Linked DNA regions of Homo sapiens: region 1 is linked to region 2. A link is a contact called in ENCODE Hi-C or POLR2A ChIA-PET data. All regions are on one chromosome and are shown on one strand. Each heading gives the region's core, a stretch centred on a gene start or an enhancer-like site at or near the end of the contact. The rest is flanking DNA. Distances are from core to core; before and after follow the strand shown.

What was found. A loop is a pair of places that touch in the nucleus more often than their neighbours do. ChIA-PET counts read pairs that join two places held with the same protein, here RNA polymerase II (POLR2A). Pooled maps may share reads with other maps.
Region 1: a pooled map shows a loop between it and region 2 (10-fold over the local background). The contact joins the promoter of P3H4 here to the promoter of KCNH4 in region 2. A Hi-C loop is called at or near these places in 2 of 37 single-sample maps with no recorded cell type and 5 of 50 pooled maps. POLR2A ChIA-PET finds 5 or more read pairs at or near these places in 1 of 52 experiments (WTC11).

The regions. Positions count from the first base shown.
Region 1 is chr17:41,806,314-41,813,198 of GRCh38, forward strand. It overlaps P3H4 (prolyl 3-hydroxylase family member 4 (inactive)), which reads right to left and starts at 5,636. Exons shown (of 8, transcript NM_006455.3): 1 at 5,141-5,636; 2 at 4,819-4,971; 3 at 4,550-4,721; 4 at 3,393-3,521; 5 at 1,546-1,691; 6 at 483-566. The coding sequence starts at 5,602. FKBP10 (FKBP prolyl isomerase 10) reads left to right here and starts at 6,691. Exons shown (of 10, transcript NM_021939.4): 1 at 6,691-6,885. The coding sequence starts at 6,722. RefSeq lists a silencer at 5,266-5,755 and an enhancer at 5,896-6,005.
Region 2 is chr17:42,176,516-42,183,167 of GRCh38, forward strand. It overlaps KCNH4 (potassium voltage-gated channel subfamily H member 4), which reads right to left and starts at 4,627. Exons shown (of 17, transcript NM_012285.3): 1 at 4,355-4,627; 2 at 2,278-2,511; 3 at 1,816-1,962; 4 at 1,585-1,712. The coding sequence starts at 4,430. RefSeq lists enhancers at 1,868-2,369, 3,020-3,587 and silencers at 4,537-4,776, 4,783-5,058.

The DNA.
Region 1 (6,885 bases), core at 4,386-6,885, 370 kb before region 2:
TTCAAACTCAGTTTCTGAGCCCAGGCTCTGTGCAGGATGTGGGAGAACAGGGAATAATGTGGCCCTGTGTCCTGCAGTGCGGTTCTCCTGGATACTGGCTGGAGAAGGGGCCCAGGGCTGAGATGGACGAGGGCTGCAATCACCCAGGTCCAGGCCACAGGTGGCCAGGGAGGCACACAGGTCAGAGTGGGCACTGCTAGCCCAGAACAAAGAGCCAGGGCATGCAGCAAGGGCTTCCTGGAGGAGGCACCATGTGAGCTGGGCCTGGGAGGAACAGGATTGAGACATGTACAAAAGGAGGACATGAGAATACTAAGGCTGGGGAAGGAACGGACAGTCTAGACAAGGAACAGGCAAACCTCTCTTCTTCACGACAGCTGACCACCAGGGGCTGGGGCTGAATTCTGGCACACTGGTGGCCCCAGGAAAAGGTCCAAGGTGTCCCCATCACAGCCCAATCCTGGAAAGCAGGAGGCACTCACCTCATCATCTGACTGCAGGTACATGTGGGTGAACTCCAGCAGCTCCCGCAGCTCGGCGGTCTGGTTGTGGTAGAGCATGGCCTCCTGGAAGGAGGGAAGGACGGGGTGGGGGGTGAGCCATACCCTGTTGCCAGATGGCAAGAAGCCAGGGCTCCTAGGATCTGGGCCCACTGGCCCTCTTCTAGCTCAAGGATCAGAGAATAGGTATCAGCTCACAAGCTCATCAGATCATCGTGGCTGCTTGGAACACTGGGTTAAGGATTCTGAGAGTTTGGTGACAAAGAGTCCCTCAATCGATTAGCAATGTCTGCCACTGACAAGGAAGGCAGGAGTGGCACCATGTGCCCCATATTTGCCAGCCTGGCCCTCAACTCCAACAGATTTCCTCCATTGGTTACCTAGGGTGTTCCTGGGAAAGAGGGACAAAGGTCAGCAGTGAGGGTAATGAAGGTAGGGAGGGGAGCAGGTAGGAGTGGATGTGTACCTTCATACCTCCCTCGTCTGGACACTGCTGGTGAGGTGGCAGTATCACTGCCATTTTGCAGGTGAGGCAATAGATTAGGAAAGGGCCATGGTCTTCCCAGGACCACACAGCAGTGGGGCTGGGCTCTGAAGCCAGGACTCTAACCTCAACTCATATTCTTTCTTTCCATTTCCCATCCTGCCTTCCATGGAAGCCAGGAGTTTATTTTTTATTATTTATTTATTTATTTTTCTTTTGAGACGGAGTCTCGCTCTGTCACCCAGACTGGAGTGCAGTGGCGCGATCTCCGCTCACTGCAAGCTCTGCCTCCCAGGTTCACGCCATTCTCCTGCCTCAGCTTCCCGAGTAGTTGGTACTACAGGCGTCCACCACCATGCCTGGCTAATTTTTTTTTCTTTTCAGTAGAGACGGGGTTTCACCGTGTTAGCCAGGATGGTCCTGATCTCCTGACCTCGTGATCCACCCGCCTCAGCCTCCCAAAGTGCTGGGATTACAGGCATGAGCCACCGCGCCCGGCCGCCAGGAGTTCATTTTTTACAAAGTGCATATCCAGCAAGTGCCCCAGAAAGCAGTGCCCACCTCCCGGGGCTGGAAGTCCTCCTCTTCCAGGCCCCAGCGAGCCCGGTGGAACCGGTAATACACCAGGTTCTGCTGCATGACGCTGTCCTTGGGGTCGAAGAGCATGTAGCTGGCGGCGCTGCGGGCAGCCTGGCGCACATCATTCACTGCAGCAGGACAGGGGTGAGGAATTGCTCTGGCACTTCCCCTTCAGAGTCAACTCCATCTTCCAGTTCAGTCCAGCACCCCTGCTACCCAGCCACCTCCCAGAATACCTAATGGGCTCCTTATCCCACCCAAGCATAATGCCAGCTAGCATGTAGTGGGCACTTACCCTATGCCAGGCCCTGACTAACTCATCTAAGCCTCACTGTTATTGTCTTTTTATTGTTTTTGAAACAGGGTCTCACTCTATCACCCTGGCTAGAGTGCAGTGGTGCAATTATGGTCACCTCAAGCTTGATCTCCCAGGCTTAGGTGATCCTCTCACCTCAGCCTCCTGAGTAGCTGGGATTACAAGCAGGCACCACCACACCCATCTAATTTTTTGTATGTTTTTGTTTGTTTTGAGACAGGGTCTTGTTCTGTCACCCAGGTTGGAGTGCAGTGGTGTGATCTCGGCTCACTACAGCCTCTGCCTCCTGGGCTCAAGCAATCCTCCCACCTCAGTCTCCCCAGTAGCTGGGACTACAGGCACGCGCCACCATGCCTGGCTAACTTTTTGTATTTTTTGTAGACACGGGGTCTTGTCATGTTGCCCAGGTTGGTCTCGAACTCCTGGGCTCAAGCCATCTGCCTGCCTGGGCCTCCCAAAGTGCTGGGATTACAAGTGTGAACCACTGTGCCCAGCCATGCCTACCTATTACTGTCATCCCCATTTTACAGTCAAGAAATCTGAGTCACAGAGAGGTTAGATAAATTGCTCAAGCTCACACAGCTGGAGAATGATGGCTCTAGTGAATTAGAGGCCCTTAGCCTCTCTGCTATGTGTACCCAGGAAGGGTCTCCTGGCCCCTGGGTTCTCAGCCCCTCTGCTCTGACTCCTGGCTCTGTCTGAATCTTGGCATCTCCGAGCTGCAGGAACACTGGAGGCTGTCCATTCCAGCCCCAGTGGATGCCAGGATCTCTCCAGTGAGGAGAGCCACAAGTCCTGGTGCCACTTTTTATTAGTCATAAGACCAACAGCCCCTTGCCCTATAAGCCTCAGTTTCCCCATCTGAAAAATCGGTCCAGTAATGCCAGCTGCATGGTGTTGGTGAAAGGACCACATAAGATAAAGTGACTTATAAACTCTCAAGTGTTGGCCGGTCATGGTGGCTCATGCCTATAATCCCAGCACTTTGGGAGGCTGAGGCAGTGGATCACCTGAGGTCAGGAGTTCAAGACCAGCCTGGCCAACATGGTGAAACCCCGTCTCTACTAAAAATACAAAAACTAGCTGGGTGTGGTGGCAGGCACCTATAATCCCAGCTACTCAGGAGGCTAAGAGAATCACTTGAATCCGGGAGGCAGCGGTTGCAGTGAGCCGAGATCGTGCCCCTGCACTCTAGCCTGGGCAAGAGTGAAACTCCGTTTCAAAAATAAAAATAAACTGTCAAGTGCTCTGCAGTTGTTGGTTGTCTAGTCATTTGCCCAAAAGACCCTCTTCTTCTCCCTGAGGCTGCTGTCTGTTCTCACTCAGAAGCCTCTCACCTGCCCCAGACTCCCAGGGTGCCTTCCCCATATTCCCACCACCCCTAGACTTTCCTCCTATCACCCAGGGTCCTCAATACTGAAGGAAAGCTCCCCACAACTCTGGGAGGCTCCCATACAGTCCTCTCCCTTATCACCTCGTCCCCTGCCCAAGCCAGCCCACCCAGGGGGCTCACACTTATAGTAGGCAAACTGCAGGTAGTGGTACATGGTGGCCACGAACTTGTCCACGAAGTAGCCACCCACATTGGGGGTCAAATTGGCCTCACAGTCCACCTTGCACTGCAGGGACTCTGCAAAGAGATCTGAGGGTGGGAGGCAGCAGTGAGAGGCTGGCATTGCAATGAACATCTCCGTCCCCCCAGTGGAGAAGACTCTAAATCCAATCTCTGCCTACTAAGCCAAGCTGCTTGTCCAGAAAATGTGTTGCTGTTGCAATCACAGGAGAGAATGTCTGTAAAGTGCTTGGCATACTATATGACAAGTGATGGTGAGGAAGATGACTGTGGGCTGGGCTGACTCACCACCCCTGCCACTCAACCACCACCCCAAGCCAGAGGGAGCCAGGGCATTCTGGGAGAGCAGCAGGTGAGGTCCAGAAATGGGGCAGAAGTCCAAACAGAGAAGCTAAAGGACAGTCTTTTTTTTTTTTTTTTTTTTTTGAGACAGAGTCTCGCCCTGTCGACCAGGCTGGAGTGCAGTGGCGCGATCTGGGCTCAATGCAACCTCCGCCTCCCAGGTTCAAGCGATTCTCCTGCCTCAGCCTCCCGAGTAGCTGGGATTACAGGTGCCCGCCACCACGACCAGCTAATTTTTGTACTTTCAGTAGAGACGGGGTTTCACCATGTTGGTCAGGCTGGTCTTGAACTCCTGACCTCGTGATCTGCCTGCCTCGGCCTCCCAGAGTGCTGAGATTACAGGTGTGAGCCACCACACCTGGCCAAGTACAGTCCTTTCTGCCCCTGCTCGAGGGACCCCAGGGTTAGAGATCCCAAGACTAGGTGTAATTTCTGGTTATCAACTGCTTTCTGCACACATCTGCTGGGTTACTTCTCACCGCTGCACCTTTGCATCTGCACTGCCCTCTGCCTGGAAGGCCTATGAACCCAAGCTTCCCAAACCCTTTAGGGATGTCACTGCCTCTACTCACTGATCCAGCCCCTTGGACACTCCCAGCTGGGGCCCCTGCACCCAGCGTCTTTCTCAACAGACAAGGCCTTCCTCCCGGCTGGCTCCTCCGCATTCGCAGTGCTCCACGTGCATGAAGGGGACATCTGCCTTACCGGGCCCTGTGGGTGAGAGGACCGCCCACCGTGGTCTGGGTGGCAGATACCTGCTATGGCCGGGTAGAAGTCCTTGAAGTCCACCTGCTCATGGGCCCCTTCACAGCCGGCCAGGCACCGGGCAAAGACTGCCAGGTACTCTGACAAGGCCCGCTCCATGTCCTCCGTGCTGCTGCGGAAATCCCCGCTGTTGTAGAGCTTCACAGCCCGGAGGAACACGGCCTGGAAGGGGCGTGGCAGGGGGAGTCAGGGCGCCCCCAACATCTCCCCTCCTCTACTAGCCCTCCTCTACAAGCCTCCTCCTGACCCTCCACCCCACCTCGTAGGGCTGGGCCTCTAGGTCCGTGAGGGACTCGTCGGCGACGTCCAGCATCCCCTGATAGTAGTTGAGATACTTGGCGGTCAGCTCGTGCTTCGGGTTCCTCTGGAGGAAGGTGTAGGCCGCCGCCACCGCCTTCTCCAGCCGGTTAGCCTGGTCGGGGGGTAGGGGGTGGGGGAGCGGGTCAGCAAGACCGGAGCTCGCGGCCCCGAGCGCACGGCGGGCTTCGTGCCTTGGGTGAAGATAACGCTCCTTCGACCGATCTGTGGGGAGCCACGACGCCCAGCCCGAGACAGGTCCCCGGGTGGGGGCGGGCTCCCACCTTGAACAGCGCGTAGTGCAGGTACTGGTAGGGCAGGCGGCTCTGGAAGTCACGCAGCAGCTGCCGCGGCGGGTAGGGCACCTGGAAGGCGGGCAGCGTCCGCTTGCAGCGCCGCAGGCAGGCGGCTCGCTCCAGGACGCGGCCGAAGAGCCGCAGCTCGCAGGCCCACTCGTCTGCGCGGCCGCCGTCGGGATCGGGCTTGGCCGCGGGCGCGGGGCCGCTGCAGTTGGCGTGGCAGAAGGCCTCGCTGTCGCGCAGGAGCCGGTGCAGCCGCAGCGCCGCCTCCAGGTAGCGCGCGCTCTCGCGCCAGCTCTCTCCCTCGTACTGCTCCAGAGCGTGCCCGTACGCCGCGGCCAGCGGCATCAGGTCCTCGGGCGGGAAGCCCCGGAAGCTGTACTTCTCGTACTGCGCCCCGGCGCTGCCCAGCAGCAACCACAGCAGCCCCCACGCCACCCGAGCCATGCCCGCCGCGCCGCCGGCTCTCCGGAGCTGAGCTGGCTGCCCCGCGGACGGAAGGGGACAGGGCCGGGCCCCGGGCGGGCGGCGCGCCCGCTGGGTCTTAGCGCCGGGCACGAGGCGGCAAGGTGGGGCGGGGCCTGGGTCACGACGTCTCCCCTCTTTTCCCAGAGGGTCCGATAGTGTCGTTAAGTCCTCTCCGTCGGCCCGGGCTCCTGCCTTGGGGGTGTCCCCTAGGTAGAGAATGCGTCGGGGAGCGCTTCCCGCCAGAGATGGGAAGCCCAGGAAGCCCCTCCCCATGCAAACAGTGCCCCCGCCTGAGATCAGGACACTGAGTGAGGGCCGCCTCCTCTGCGCTGCCCATACGAGAAGGAAGCCCTGGAGCCGGGCCTTCCGTCGCTGCGCCCTCCTGCACCCTCCGAGTGTCTCCCCCGCCCACGTCGGAGGCACACACCTGCTGTCACCTGCACACCTTGCGCTGCCACCACCCCCCACTCCATCTCCGTGCCCGTCACATCCCAAGTCACAAAGTCCTTCTTTCAGTCCAGCTTTTGCGGGACCAAGCTGCTCTTCCCTGGAGATGCCTTCCCTTGGAGTACAGCTGGGGTCACGGATGAGCACGGAGATGCCTCTCACACTCCGCGGCTTCACCACCCACCTGGAGGGGACTAGAATTCGAAGTGCCCGCGAAAGAAGCAAGGTTCATCTCCGCCCGGCTTTAGGACCCGGGGGCTCCGGAAAAAGTCATTGAACTTTTTTTTTTTTTTTTCCTTTGGTGTCCACTCAGAGTTCTCATCTTTCCCGAGCCTCTCTCCCTGGCCAGGCCCCAGGTCTCGCAGCCAGGGATGGAGATGGGGGGAGGGGGAACCTAGAGTTCTTTGTAGTGCCTCCCTCAGACTCTAACACACTCAGCCTGGCCCCCTCCTCCTATTGCAACCCCCTCCCCCGCTCCTCCCGGCCAGGCCAGCTCAGTCTTCCCAGCCCCCATTCCACGTGGACCAGCCAGGGCGGGGGTAGGGAAAGAGGACAGGAAGAGGGGGAGCCAGTTCTGGGAGGCGGGGGGAAGGAGGTTGGTGGCGACTCCCTCGCTCGCCCTCACTGCCGGCGGTCCCAACTCCAGGCACCATGTTCCCCGCGGGCCCCCCCAGCCACAGCCTCCTCCGGCTCCCCCTGCTGCAGTTGCTGCTACTGGTGGTGCAGGCCGTGGGGAGGGGGCTGGGCCGCGCCAGCCCGGCCGGGGGCCCCCTGGAAGATGTGGTCATCGAGAGGTACCACATCCCCAGGGCCTG
Region 2 (6,652 bases), core at 3,377-5,876:
TTTTTTTTTTTTTTTTTTTTTTTTTTGAGATAGGGTCTTGCTCTTTACCCAGGCTGGAGTGCAAGGGCATGATCTTGGCTCACTGCAACCTCCACCTCCTGGGTTCAAGTGATTCTCCTGCCACAGCCTCCCAAACAGCTGGGACTACGGGAACATGCCACCACACCTGACTAATTTTTGTATTTTTAGTAGAGATGGGGTTTCGCCATGTTGGCCAGGCTGGTCTTGAACTCCTGACCTCAGGTGATCCACCCACCTCAGCCTCCCAAAGTGCTAGGATTACAGGTGTGAGCCACTGTGCCCGGCCCCAGGCCCCTGTTTGAACCAATCATGTCTTGTCAAGGGTATTTATGAGGCTTGACATTCACCCAACTTGATTTTTACATTTTTAAGTTTAGAGACAGTCTCACTCTGTGCCCAGGCTGGAGTGCAGTGGCACCATCATAACTCACTGCAGCCTTAAACTCCTGGGCTCAAGCTATCCTCCTGCCTCAGGCTCCAGAGTAGCTGGGACCACAGGCATGCACCACCATAGCCAGATAATTTTTTTTTTTTGAGAGTTTCACTCTTGTTGCCCAGGCTGGAGTGCAATGGTGCAATCTCGGCTCACCGCAACCTCCACCTCCCGGGTTCAAGTGATTCTTCTGCTTCAGCCTTCCAAGTAGCTGGGATTACAGGCATGTGCCACCATACCCATCTAACTTTGTATTTTTAGTAGAGATGGGGTTTCTCCATGTTGGTCAGGCTGGTCTTGAACTCCCGACCTCAGGTGATCCGCCTGCCTCAGCCTCCCAAAGTGCTGGGATTACAGGCATCAGCCACTGCGCCTGGCCTCCAGATAATTTTTAATTTTTTTTTTTTTTTTTAGAAAAGGGGTCTCACTATGTTGCCCAGGCTGGTCTAGAACTCCTGGCCTCAAGCAATCCTCCTGCCTTGGCCTCCCAAAGTGCTGGGATTACAGGCATGAGCCACTGTGCCTGGCCCAACACTCATCCTACTTGAGAAGAAGACTATGACAAATCGGCACATGCCCTAGCTTGAGGGGTACCTAACTTCTCCCTTAAGTTCCTCTTGGGTTCTGGGGGCCCAGTGGGGGCTGGGTATATCCCAGCAGGGAGCAGAGGCTGGCATAGCCCACCGCATTCCCTGTATCCCTAACAGAGGGTTGGGGACTCAATCCCCTGGCTTGGTCAGGATCCTAGGAGGTGGTACACAGGTCTAGATGCCAGGCCTGCAATGAGGGCTTTCTCCCTAGAACTATAGCAGCTTGCAATTTCACCACCCATGGTATAACCCTATCACCCCCGGGCAGGTGAGGTCATTGCTGCTAGAGCAATGTGACATCATCGGAGCAAAGTAATGTCAATCACCTAAGGGAATGAGGGAGATAGGGATAGAAGGATGTTGGGGGAGGATATAGGATGGAGCATATACCATATAGAGTAGTATATGGGAAATGGGTGGGCAGAGGAGCAAGCCAAGGAGGGACACCAGACAGACAGGGAAGTGGGGAGACAGTGGCAGGGGTGCCTCAGAATCAAGGCTGGAGGACTTGGGAGATGTTGGGTTGGGGGTGGGACTCACATTATTGGCCTTCATGCCTCCCTGGCCCCGGCGGCCAAAGTGGCCGGTCAGTCGGTGTAGGACAGTACGGCTCCGTCTTCTGGCAGACCGAAATTTCCAGGTGGCTCCCCTTCTACCAAGGGAGTTTTCTGTTGGGAAGAAAGGTGCAGAGATACGTTGGGGCACATCCCTTGCGGCTGGTTAGGCGAAGGCTTCTGACCATTCACACTGCCCGTCCGGACTTGCTGTTACCGTGATTACTGTCCCCGCGGCCTCCTTGGGGGCCAAGTCCTGGGCTTCCACTCTGAGTGATATCCTTGAAGGAAAAGAGGAACAGCACGACCTCCCCCATCTCATTCTTGATGGGCATCATGTCCAGGAGGCACCAAAAGGCTGAGCCTGTAGGCATGGAGAGAGGGAAGGGAGGAGCATGGGCAGCCCCATGGCATGCCTTTCTCCTCATCCCTCTCATCCTCCTAGACATAGTTAAGAGCTTGGCAAAGCAAGAACCAAAAGGAACCTCAGAGATTCTGTCAGCCGATTCCTTCATCTTTCAAATGGGGGAACCCAGGACCAGAGAGGTCAGGGATACGCTCCGTCACAGTCAGCTTTTGGCAGTGTGGGGACAAGCACTCAGACTCCTACTGTGCCCAGTGCCCTCTGGATAAGGCTAGGGGTCTAGGCAGAGCTGCAGGGTGGGGTGAGCCCCCTCACCATCCTTGCGGTAGAAGCAGATTTCAGCCCGGTGCTCCTGGTGGCCCTCCAGGGCTTTGTGCAGACGCTGCAGGGCTGGCTCACTGGTCTCTGGGCCGTAGAGGAAACGGCAGCTGCAGGTCTTCTGCATGACCTCGGTGCGACCGTAGCCTGTGAGCTCGCAGAAGCCGTCGGAGCAGTAGACGATGGGAAAGCCCCGTGTGCCCTGTGCGTTGGCCAGCAGGAAGTTGCTGTCTGTGGGAAGAAGAGGTCAAGGTCAGGTCAAGGCTGGGAGGCGAGCTAGCTTCCAGGTGGGCAGCACTTCCTCTAAGTTGGGGTTAGAAGTCACAGAGCCAGAAGCTTCCCAGGTTTCCATGTTGCTCCTGACCCCACTTTGGGATATTCTGAATTGAGAATTGGAGAAGTTGGAGCAAAGAGACAAGGACTTGAGACAGGACTTAAGCAGGGTCTAACGGGGAGTTGGAGAAGGACCCCAGGAGGTCATGCCATCCATCCCCCTGCCTTCCAACTGGTGAGCTGTCACTGTAGAAGGCAGTATAGCATGGTGAGTAAGAGCCTGGGCTCCTGCAACCCTCCACTGCCACTTACTAACTGTGTGACCTTGGGCAAGTTGATGACCTCTTCTGTGCCTAAGCTTTCCTTATTTGCAAAGTAGGGCATAATAGGCCTTCCTCACATGGTCGTTGTGAGAGTTACATGAGTTAACTTGGGGAGAACAAGTCCTAGCACATGGTAAGTGCTACTCTGAGAAGGTGAAATTTTTTCCCCACATTCACTTGGCTTTCTTCCTATTACAGAGTAAGCAGGGCAGAGATTCTGATGACACCACACCCATTTATTGATAGGAAACCAAAAGGCAGAGATTATCCAAACTCACAGATCTCCTTAGTGTGGGGGCAGACAGTGATGAGTGCTGTCTTCCTTCCCTGCCTTCCAGAGAAGGTCCACTTTTTAGCATTCTTGTAGCTGCTTTCAGGGGATCTGCCCCACTGCTCAAAGTCTAATGGGAGAGGGCATTGAGCGTATAGCTCCAGCAACCCCCAGCAGCAGAACCCGAGCTGTCTCCCTCCAGCTCCAATGGGTGGGAGGCCAGGGGGACTCCTGTGGGCCATCCAGGGACAGAGACTCAGCTAAGAGATGGGGCCTGTGACACAACCAGTCCTGGTGCTCTAGGAGGGATGACTGTCTGGGGGCAGGGAGGCTGATGGGGACACTGAAGGTGCCTGGGAGGCACTGGGCTCTGGGCACAGCCTCCTTCTTCCATCCCAGGGCCTGTTGCCCCGGTGATGGGCGCTATGGAAACAAGGTGGTGGGGAAGAGGGTAGGGCCCGGCGGCTCAGTTTCCGCCCTCGGGTACCGCTCCCCCACCATCCAGATCCCGGCCAGGGTTCCCGAGGGAATGGCGGGGTTGGGGGAGGTGAGGGCGGGGAATCTCTGGGTTCCAGAGTGGGAAGAGGGAATGGCGGGAGAAGAGGCGGGGGAGGAGTGATGTGGCTGTCCAAGGTGCTGAACCTGAAACCCAAGCTACGTTGGGCGAGCTGGGAGTTCCCACCGTCGCACAGACCGCTCCCCTCCTCCTGCCTCACCCACCTTAGACACTGACGCCCCACGATTTGGGGGCGCGCGACCTCAATCCAAACTAGGTCCTGCTGAAGTCTGATCTTTTCTCCTTTTTTTCTGGAGGTAGTGGGAGCTGGAGTCTGTGAGTAGACCCCAGAATGCCCGGCCACTTTGCCCCACTTCTGTGTCTCGGATACCCCCATACACGCCCCCAGCACAGCTCTGCCCGAGAGTGGGCGGCTCCGAAGGACCCTCCTCCGCTCTGCCGCACAAAGAGCCTCTTCTGCCTCGAGTCACACCCCCTAACCTTGGCCCCCGTGCTCTCGGCCCTTTCCCCTCCTCCCCTCGCAGGGCACTCCCCGCCCTGTTCCTGCACCGCGGCTTTGGGAGTTCCTAGACCCGCACCTCCATTCTCTCCCCTCGCCTCGGGTCTCACCATGTCCAGGAGATCCGAGACGGCCCCGAGGATACTTGCCCCCCAGCTCGAACCTCAAGCCCCGACCTCCGTCCCACTCACGCGTTCCGTCAAAACGGGTGGCGATGGTGTCCAGGAAGGTGTTTTGCGGGGCCAGCAACCCCTTCATGACCGGCATGGCCCCGGGGCGTGGGTTCAAGGCGCGGCGCTGGGGAGCTTTCAGCGCGGCCGGGCCGGAGGGGGCGCGCTGTCGGAGGGGCCGGGGCGCCCCATGCGCCCTCCTGCCTCCTCCCCTCCCTCTTACTGCCGCTGCCGCTGCCGCTGCCTCTGCTCCGAACCCCGTAGCTCTCGGCTCGGCTCAGCGCCGTTTCGGTCCCCCCCACCTCCCCACGGGCCAGGTTCTTCCCCTCGGGCTCGGCCCGCACCCGCCACGTGGCCCCACACGGGGAGGGGCCGCTAGCGACACCCGCACCCCTCTGGGCAGCCCTCCTCCCAGAGGGGAGCGGCCCACGCGTGTCTCTCGGGGAGAGAATTCGGGGCACGCCCACCGGGAGGGGAGGCCTGAAATGATGGGCGGGGCTTGAATAACAGACCCGCCCTCTTCCAGGCTGGCCACGCCTCCACACGTGGTTCCCTGGCTGCTCCTTGTGGCTCCACCTCGCGGGTTTTCCCGCGCGGCGTCCACGCTGGGCTGGTGTCTGGTTCACAGTGCCGCCTACTGGAGTTGACATATTTCGCAGCACCCACAGGCCAGTAGCTCCAGCGTGAGACAGCAAGGGTTAAGAGGCTAGTTTGCTGGTAGAGAATGGACAATGGGAAGGCTTGAAACCCCAACTCTAGAAAGCACCATTCTTACCTCCTGCCTCAGTTTTCCCAAGACACCCTGGCGAACTCTGCCTACTGAGACACAGCATGGTGGAATGAAAAGAGCTTTGGAGTCCACCAGGTAGAGTCCCAGCTCTAGACACCAATCGTGTGATATCCTCTCCAAGCCCACTTTCCTCATCTGTAAAATGGAGCTGATAATTCTTACCTGATGCAGTTACCGTGAGAATGTAATACCATAATGCATGTCTTTGGTACAAAATAAGTGTCTTGAAGGGCAGTTGCCTGCCTGTTTTCCCTCTTCCTACTGTCTTAATCCTCCTCTCTGCTGCCCTTCAAGTGGAAGAGAGGCTGGAGGCAAGTTTGGGAGAAACTACCTCTGAAAAAGATAGTTTCGAGGTGGGCAGAGTCATGGCTTGCAAATCTCCAAGGATGCACATGTGAACTTTGACCTCTAACTTCTCCAAGATGGAACCAGTACAGCAGCAAGAGGGACCAAAGTGAGACTAGACACAGGACTTTCTCACTACCTATGCAGAAAATTGAGGCAGCTGAGTTCTGTGGCTGAGGGTGGCTGCTTCCCACGACAAAACAGCTGAAGCAGTGAAAGTGGGAACCCTATGGGCAAGGAGGGCAGGCTAAATTCTCCCCACCCTCTGAGCTAGGTATTATCTGGGATGTTAGATTGCTAAGAAGTGCCACATTTTTCTGTGTCTCTACTTTTGTTGTTGTTGTTGTTCTTGTTGTTCTTGTTCTTGTTGTTTTTGAGACGGAGTCTTGCTCTGTTGCCCAGGCTGGAGTGCAGTGGCATGACCTCAGCTCACTGCAACCTCTGCCTCCTGGGTTCAAGCAATTCTCCCGCCTCAGCCTCCTTAGTAGCTGGGATCACAGGCGTGCATTACAATGCCCGGCTAATTTTTGTATTTTTAGTAGAGATGGGGTTTCGCCATGTTTGCCAGGCTGGTCTTGAACTCCTGACCTCAAGTGATCCGCCCGCCTCAGCCTCCCAAAGTGCTGGGATTACAGGCATGAGCCACGGAGCCTAGCCTGTGTCTCTACTTTTGGATGTTATATTAGTTTCCTAGGACTGCCATAACAAAGTACCACAAAGTGAGTGGCTCAAACAACAGAAACCTATTGTCTCACAGTTCTGGATGCTAGAAGTCCAAGCAAGGTCAGGTGAAGAGCGTTGGTTCCTTCTGAAGGCTATGAGGGAGAATCTGTTGCATGCCTCTCCCCTATCTTCTGGGGGTGGGGGTGCTGGCAATTTTTGGTGTTCCTTGGCTTGTAGGAGCCAATCTCTACCTTCATGTTCACATGGGTTCTCCCTGTGTGTGTTTCTGTGTTCCAATTCCCTTTTTTATAAGGACGCCAGTCACAGTGGATTAGAGGCCCACCCTACTCTAGTATGACCTCATCTTAACTAATTGCATCTGGAAGGACCTTATTTCCAAATACAGCCACATTCTGAAGTGCCACGGGTACGGACTTCAACATATGGATTTTGGGAACACCAGTAACAGGTGTCTTTGGCTGGAGTTGCAGTAAAATCTTGTACTGCCCCTGCTTAAGAAT